Regions from separate parts of the Homo sapiens genome. Here region 1 is linked to region 2. The links are chromatin contacts, found by Hi-C in ENCODE. All regions are on one chromosome and are shown on one strand. The core of a region is the stretch at or near the end of the contact, and the rest is flanking DNA. Distances in the headings are between cores, read along the strand shown.

Region 1 (3,458 bases), core at 227-2,726, 550 kb before region 2:
GTGGCAGGTTTTTAATATTTATTCAAAAAATATATACTGGAAGGAGAAAACAGATATGGGAAACTAAGATGTATCATTCATATAAGAATACAATTTTGTCTATTAATGACCACAGTGTGTGATATTTAATTGGTCTTCAGAATAATTGCATATCAAACCATCTAAATCTGATAACATGTTTGGTCAATAATGATCTCCACATAGGTTATTGAATTTTTGCCCAGCTGGCACTGGTTGAGGCCCAGGGAAGCTCTAAGTTTAAAAGAACTTGAGGAACAAAAAAGAATAAAAATTAGGTACAAGCCTTTTAAAATTTATGTTGATCCCAAGTTCACTATTTTGCCATTTGGGTAACAGTTATATATTTTGTGGAGCTCCCATGATATCTTAGACATAAACCCACACGAAGTAGATATTCAGTATCTATGACTTAGGGGATTGGCTGATCTATTTCATCTCTTTCCTTCTAATGGTTGTTCAATAAGTCATACAGTAACTACTGTAGTTGCTGTATTGAAGTAGTCAAGTGAAAAAGAATATTTTTTTCTCCCTTGAACAGTATTTTCTGCTAACACAGCACACTTGTAAAAGCCCTTGAATATTTCAGCATAGGCATCAGATAAACATATAAATAACTAGATAAATAACTGACAAAATGCTGCAAATTATTTGGCGATAAATATAAGCACACCACAAATTACAAGGTTAATGCTTAACATCTTTTAGAAAATGCTTCTAAACTAAGGCTGTATTGTTAACATGAGATTACGGAAAAGGATTTTGTAATACTTAAAAGTTCTTGGACTGTTGGACAGTGAGTATTTTCTAATTGCTGAGCAAAAATAACAATATGGCATGATTCAATTCTGTAAGATTGAATGATTAAAAAAATCAAAATCAAAGGCTCTTCTGTTTGTACTATGAAGCATTTGGAGTTAAATTGTAAATAAGGACTGGAAAGAACGCATACAATTTAAGTAGCAGTCAGGACCAGTGGAGTATAATTTTTGGAATGCTTAAAATGATTATGAGATTGAGTAAGAAAATCGTAATGCCCAATTTTCTCTGAAAAAAAAAAAGTTATAGATGCCCTAAACAAGACACCAATGGTTGATAAAAAGGCAAAAATAAAAAATTTGGTCCCTGAATGATGACAAGTCAATGCAAATAGTGTGCTTTCCATTGGAAGCACAATTCCATATGTTCGTAGGCCAGCTCTGTCAGGCCCATTGGCAGGCCGTCCTGCTGTGCTCATCCTCAGTATGACACTCACCAGGCAGAGATGATGATGTATAGAAGCCAGGAAAATTTCCACTACGTGTCATGATCATGAGAGGCATAGCCTAGCTGCTGCTGAATGGTGGCAGCAGAAAATTCAGTCAACATATTTTAACCTTCAGAGTTATTCAGGCACATTCTGATCTCACCAAATGAGCTGATAAGAGTGAAGTACAAACTTGGCGTCAAACAGCTGTTTCCAAACAACCAATGGGAGGCAAGGCAAAGGAGTGCTTTCTTTCCGTTTTTAGGTACAGTCAGTGCTTTTCAAGGCTAAAACTTCAACAACAGTTTTTCCATTGCATAAAACAAAAACAGCTAACCTTTTAAATGTATAGGAACACAGTGGGGTAATAAAAATAAAAGGAAGAAGAGAAGAAGAAAAAGAATAAATGGAAGAATAACTTAAATGTTATAGGGTAAAACCAGCCAGGTTCTAAAGACAAAGCACTCTATGAACATTAGATTATGCAGTTGATTCGACCCTAATTCAAGTCAAGCTGGTTCAAATGTTTCACTTGAAATTTTTTTGTCCTTTTTTGCTTGTTGCTTATCCTGAAATCTGATCTACTTGTAGGTTTAATGCAGGGGACGGGCAAAAATCTGACCTATCCTTAGTATTGTAAGGGATTGCACTAAATGTGGGAGTAAGAGCAATAATTCCACAGCTTCCTTCTTGGAAACAGGCCCAGCTTGAAGAAATAAAAATAGAAGTGTCTGAATGCAACTAAAAAGCTCAGCCACATGGAATTTAAATGCCAATTCCCTTTAGCCTTTTTTTTTTATTTTTTTAGTCATCAAAATTCCTAAGCCCACAAATTCAAAAACTCTTACAGTCCAGCATCTTTTCTGGTAACCCATCACTTGAAGTCACATTGATCCAAAATGACTGCATATTGAATAGCTTCAACCCAGCTGTCCTCATACTTTTAAAAAATTATTAAGTTTAAAATGTAGATAAATAAATACATATGCCAAAGGGCACTAGAGTTCCAGGACAGGACTCGTTTAGTTGATGTTCATCCTTATGATTCCAGAATACACTTATATTAAGTTTTTTACGTTCTAAAAAAACACATTTTAAATTGAAACAAAAAAATTCCTAATATTTTTGCCAACCTCTGTTTCTAATTTGCCCAAGGGCCCTGTTTAGCATATTTGCAGTATCATATATTCAAAGTGGAAGAACGGGAAACAAAAAACAGATTTAGGAAACCAAGATTTACCACTAGTATGAGATGATAATTTGGTGTATCTCATGATGACTACATACATTAATTGTTTTTATGAGTGCTTCCATATTTTAAATTGTCTTCTGGATGGTAGATATATCAACATTCTCGGAAAAATTGAATTTCTCTGTCACTCTGCTGTTCATTGATCTTTTGTCTGCATGTGGTCTTTTTGAAATTAAGTGAAACTCTTTGTTTAAAAGAGATACTTAGGGTGCAAAGAGGAATAAGAATCTGGCCTAGGCCATTTAAACCCATGTTTATCCAGTATTCATCATTTTCTCCTCTAACATATGAACGTAGTTTCCAAAACCACAAATCTCACAAGTGTTTAGATCCAGACTTGTAAACAGGTTTGATTTCCTTTTACTGAGCGTCTTCCTTCCTCTTCTCTTATTGCATTCAGCTGGCTCTAATTCCTTCTGGTGTACTTAAAGAAATGAAATATTTTGTCTGAATTAAGAATAATCATGTGTTTGAGAAGATCAATCCTGAAACAATAGAAAAGTGAATTGTTTCCAATGGATCTGTTTACAATGACTGAGCAACTAGGATTTGGATGAATAAATAAAAAGACCAGTAATTTTATTGAGTTATATTGTTCAATTTCAATTGTGTCTCTTAACATAAACAGCTTAGTGATTGATGTATTATTGAATATTCGTGGAGTGTGCCTGTAATGAATATGTTTATGAGTGACCCTCTGAGAGTAAATCAATGTTAGAAAGAGACCTCTGTTTTTTAGGAGTTTAGATGATTGCAAATCAAACTTTCAAATGTCCAGATTTTAACACCTAGTACTTTGAAATTTAGAGGGAAAATTAAAAGTACCCAAAAAGCAAACGAGCCAGTGAATTATGGGAAAGAAAAAAAGAAAACATTTTTTTTTTCTTTTTTCAGACAGTGTCTTGCTTTGTCACCCAGGCTGGAGTGCAGTAGTACAATCAC
Region 2 (3,074 bases), core at 138-2,637:
GCTTGGGGAGAAAATATTGGAATTTCTTTTCTTTTTTTTTTTGAGACGGAGTCTCGCTGTGTTTCCCAGGCTGGAGTGCAGTGGCATGATCTTGGCTCACTGCAAGCTCCGCCTTCCGGGTTCATGCCATTCTCCTGCCTCAGCCTCCCAAGTAGCTGGGACTTCAGGTGCCCGCCACCACACCTGGCTAATTTTTTTGTATTTCTAGTAGAGACAGGGTTTCACCATGTTGGCCAGGATGGTCTTGATCTCTTGACCTCGTGATCCACCTGCCTTGGCCTCCCAAAGTGCTGGGATTACAGGCGGGAGCCACCACGCCCGGCCTGGAATTTCTATTTCTGTTTTTATATCATCTTCTTTTAATTTATATATATATATAATGTTTTATAATGTACATGATATGCTAACACAGAAGTGCATGCAGATAATTGATGGCTATATAAAAAGAGAAGATGTGGGCTGATAAATTTTTTACTTATAGGATGCAGTTAAAAACTTTCCAGATAACTAGTATAGATCATACTAACATTTTGATGGCTTCAACTGTACCACAGAACTGAAAGGGAAAGAAATACGTGCAGAAACTGGAACAACTGCATTTGTGAATGCTCCACACTGATAAAGTAAGGTAGCACCTAATCTGGATTTAGAATACTGTATTTGCAGCCAAACAGAGATTATCAGCTTGTTTTTATTTGTTGATCCTTTCAAAGGCTCTTACTTCTGTTTACCAGGAGACCACTTCTATCATTGTTTTCCTCTCCTCACTCCCCTCCCTTTTTCAAAGAATCTCCTATTTTAAGAAGTGTTAGGCTTGGCCTATCTGGTGCAACATAAATTTAGCTTACCAGGGCAGTCAGGAAGTCAGAACAGCTTTGTGGGTTCCCACAGTTTGTTTGCTCATTCGATTAACAATCGTGCATCTACTAAGTGCTAGACATGAGGCTGCAAAGATATTCCAAGACTCCTGGAGTCCAGTGTCAAGAAGGAGGACTCCCCAGTCGAGAGAGAGACTGAGAAAGTGGTACACTAGCTGGCTACAAAGAAAGAAGACGAAGAGCAGCCCATTGAGGGGGGGTGCCAGGAAGTCAGAGCTGGATAGGAGTGGGTATCAGGAAACCTCTCTAGGAAGAAATGGCTCTTAACCCTTGACTGAGAGGAGCAGGCCAAGTGCCACTTTTCTTTCATCAGAAGAAAAATAAAATGGCAAGGCACTGCACTCTCACCTGAGCAAGCAGATGCAGCTTGGAGAGAGGAGTTTCTTTCTTCCTTTCAGTGTACCTTATCTCTGTCTCCTTCCAGCTTTGCATGGCTCTGAAGGTGTGGTCTGGGTGTGTATCTTACACTCAGCAGACTGCAGCTTTCCCGGGACACACGAGCTGCGTTGCCTAGCCCAGCCCAGTGCACTTAAAGACACCCAGAACACGCAGCTCCCACCAGTGCCCAAGCGCTTAAAGGCAAATGTGTCTCGGGGGCCTTTGCAGAAAAGAAAATCAAACAGCAATGATTTTGACAGATGTGAGGCTAGGAGAGTGAGTTGAGAAACAACTGAATTTCATTCTGTTTAATCCCATGTATACGTCACTTAACGGGTTAAAAAAAGGCTGATTCAATGAGTTTAATCGTAAAATCTGCTGTAAGCAAATTGTAACCTAACCTTCAAATTCATTCCAATGAGCCCACATTTTTAAACTGTACACTGGAAGAAAGACTAAACTTTTTACTCAGAAAAGGTTGTTTTTCTTCCATCCTCTTCCCTTCTTCCACACTTCTTTCTTTCCAGGGCTTAGTGCAATAGTGGCTTAGAATCAGGCTTCCTGCTTTAATTCAAAGTGTTCCGGGTGGTGTAGAAAAAAATATCTATGTCATGATTCAGCATAAGGGCTCTTGAAGTCACTGTTTTTGCTACTTTCAGAAGAAACATGGCAGGATTGCCTAATTGTTCCTTCCTGAAACATGGAAGAGAGGCATGCAGGGACTCGGAGTCAGAAGGGCAAGATTAGAGTTTTGTCAGAAGCAGAGAAGATATTTTTTGTAAGAAAAACAAGGATTTTACCATCAAAATAGGAAATCCATCAAAGGACCATGGTGCTTAGTCCCTGTTAGTTAAAACAGTACGGGAGGGGATAGAGTGGGCGAGAAGTTAATCTATATCCACAATTCTTTAATTACGTGGTTAAAAAACAAAGCAAAACAAAACCAAGCAGAAAAATAAAAAATAAAAAAACAGCCCTTACAGCCAACTCTTGCATGTTGTTCAAGTTGAGCAAGGAAACTGGAATTTGAACTTAAGGTGCAGGGATCAGCATAACATCCCAAAGTATGAGGGCAACAACCAGGGAGCATTCTAGAACCTTCCCTCACTGCTGGAGTAGTACACATTAACACCTTTATCTTTTCCAATATCGAGGTGAATTTTTTAAAATAAATAAAAATTTTTAAGACAAACTCAGGCATTTTTGTCTCAATTTACAAAGGTTTCACCCAAAATGCAGTCATTACAAAAGTCTAGAATCAGTCCCTCTGAATGGAAGGCCCTTATTCCTTTTTATTCACGCTACCCTTCATTCTCATACCAAGTATGTGTCAAACCCTGCCTTTAAAAGACAAGGTTAAGGCTGGGCTGGGTGGCTCACGCCTGTAATCCCAGCACTTTGAGAGGCCGAGGTGGGTGAATCATAAGGTCAGGAGTTCGAGACCAGCCTGGCCAACATGGTGAAACCCCATCTCTACTAAAAATACAAAAATTAGGCCGGGCGCAGTGGCTTACGCCTGTAATCCCAGCACTTTGGGAGGCCGAGGCAGGTGGATCACGAGGTCAGGAGGTCGAGACCATCCTGGCTAACACGGTGAAAACCCATCTCTACTAAATATACAAAAAATTAGCCAGGTGTGGTGACGGGCGCCTGTAGTTCCAGCTACTCAGGAGGCTGAGGCAGGAGAAAGGCGTGAACCCGGGAGGCGGAGCTTGCAGTGAGCCAAGATCGCGCCAATTGCACTCCAGCCTGGGTGACAGAATGAGACTCCATCTAAAAAAAAAAAAAAAAAAATAGCCGGTTATGGTGGTGAGCACC

Evidence for each region. A loop is a pair of places that touch in the nucleus more often than their neighbours do. Pooled maps may share reads with other maps.
Region 1: a pooled map shows a loop between it and region 2 (2.3-fold over the local background). The contact joins two enhancer-like sites. A Hi-C loop is called at or near these places in 1 of 168 maps with a recorded cell type or tissue (ascending aorta) and 4 of 50 pooled maps.

Annotation. Positions count from the first base shown.
Region 1 is chr6:140,077,414-140,080,871 of GRCh38, reverse strand. The region is part of intron 1 of LINC02941 (long intergenic non-protein coding RNA 2941); the gene reads right to left. The region is part of intron 2 of LOC107986652 (a long non-coding RNA gene); the gene reads left to right. Among named protein-coding and RNA genes, the nearest start is that of LINC02941, 100 kb to the right of the region's middle. Within about 2 kb of position 1,476, at least 8 of the 41 ENCODE cell types and tissues checked have a DNase peak (open chromatin) inside an H3K27ac peak, as active enhancers do; they include ascending aorta, where a contact is called at or near this core.
Region 2 is chr6:139,532,569-139,535,642 of GRCh38, reverse strand. No RefSeq gene overlaps it. Among named protein-coding and RNA genes, the nearest start is that of LINC01625, 60 kb to the right of the region's middle. RefSeq lists a cis regulatory region at 717-1,555. Within about 2 kb of position 1,387, at least 16 of the 41 ENCODE cell types and tissues checked have a DNase peak (open chromatin) inside an H3K27ac peak, as active enhancers do; they include ascending aorta, where a contact is called at or near this core.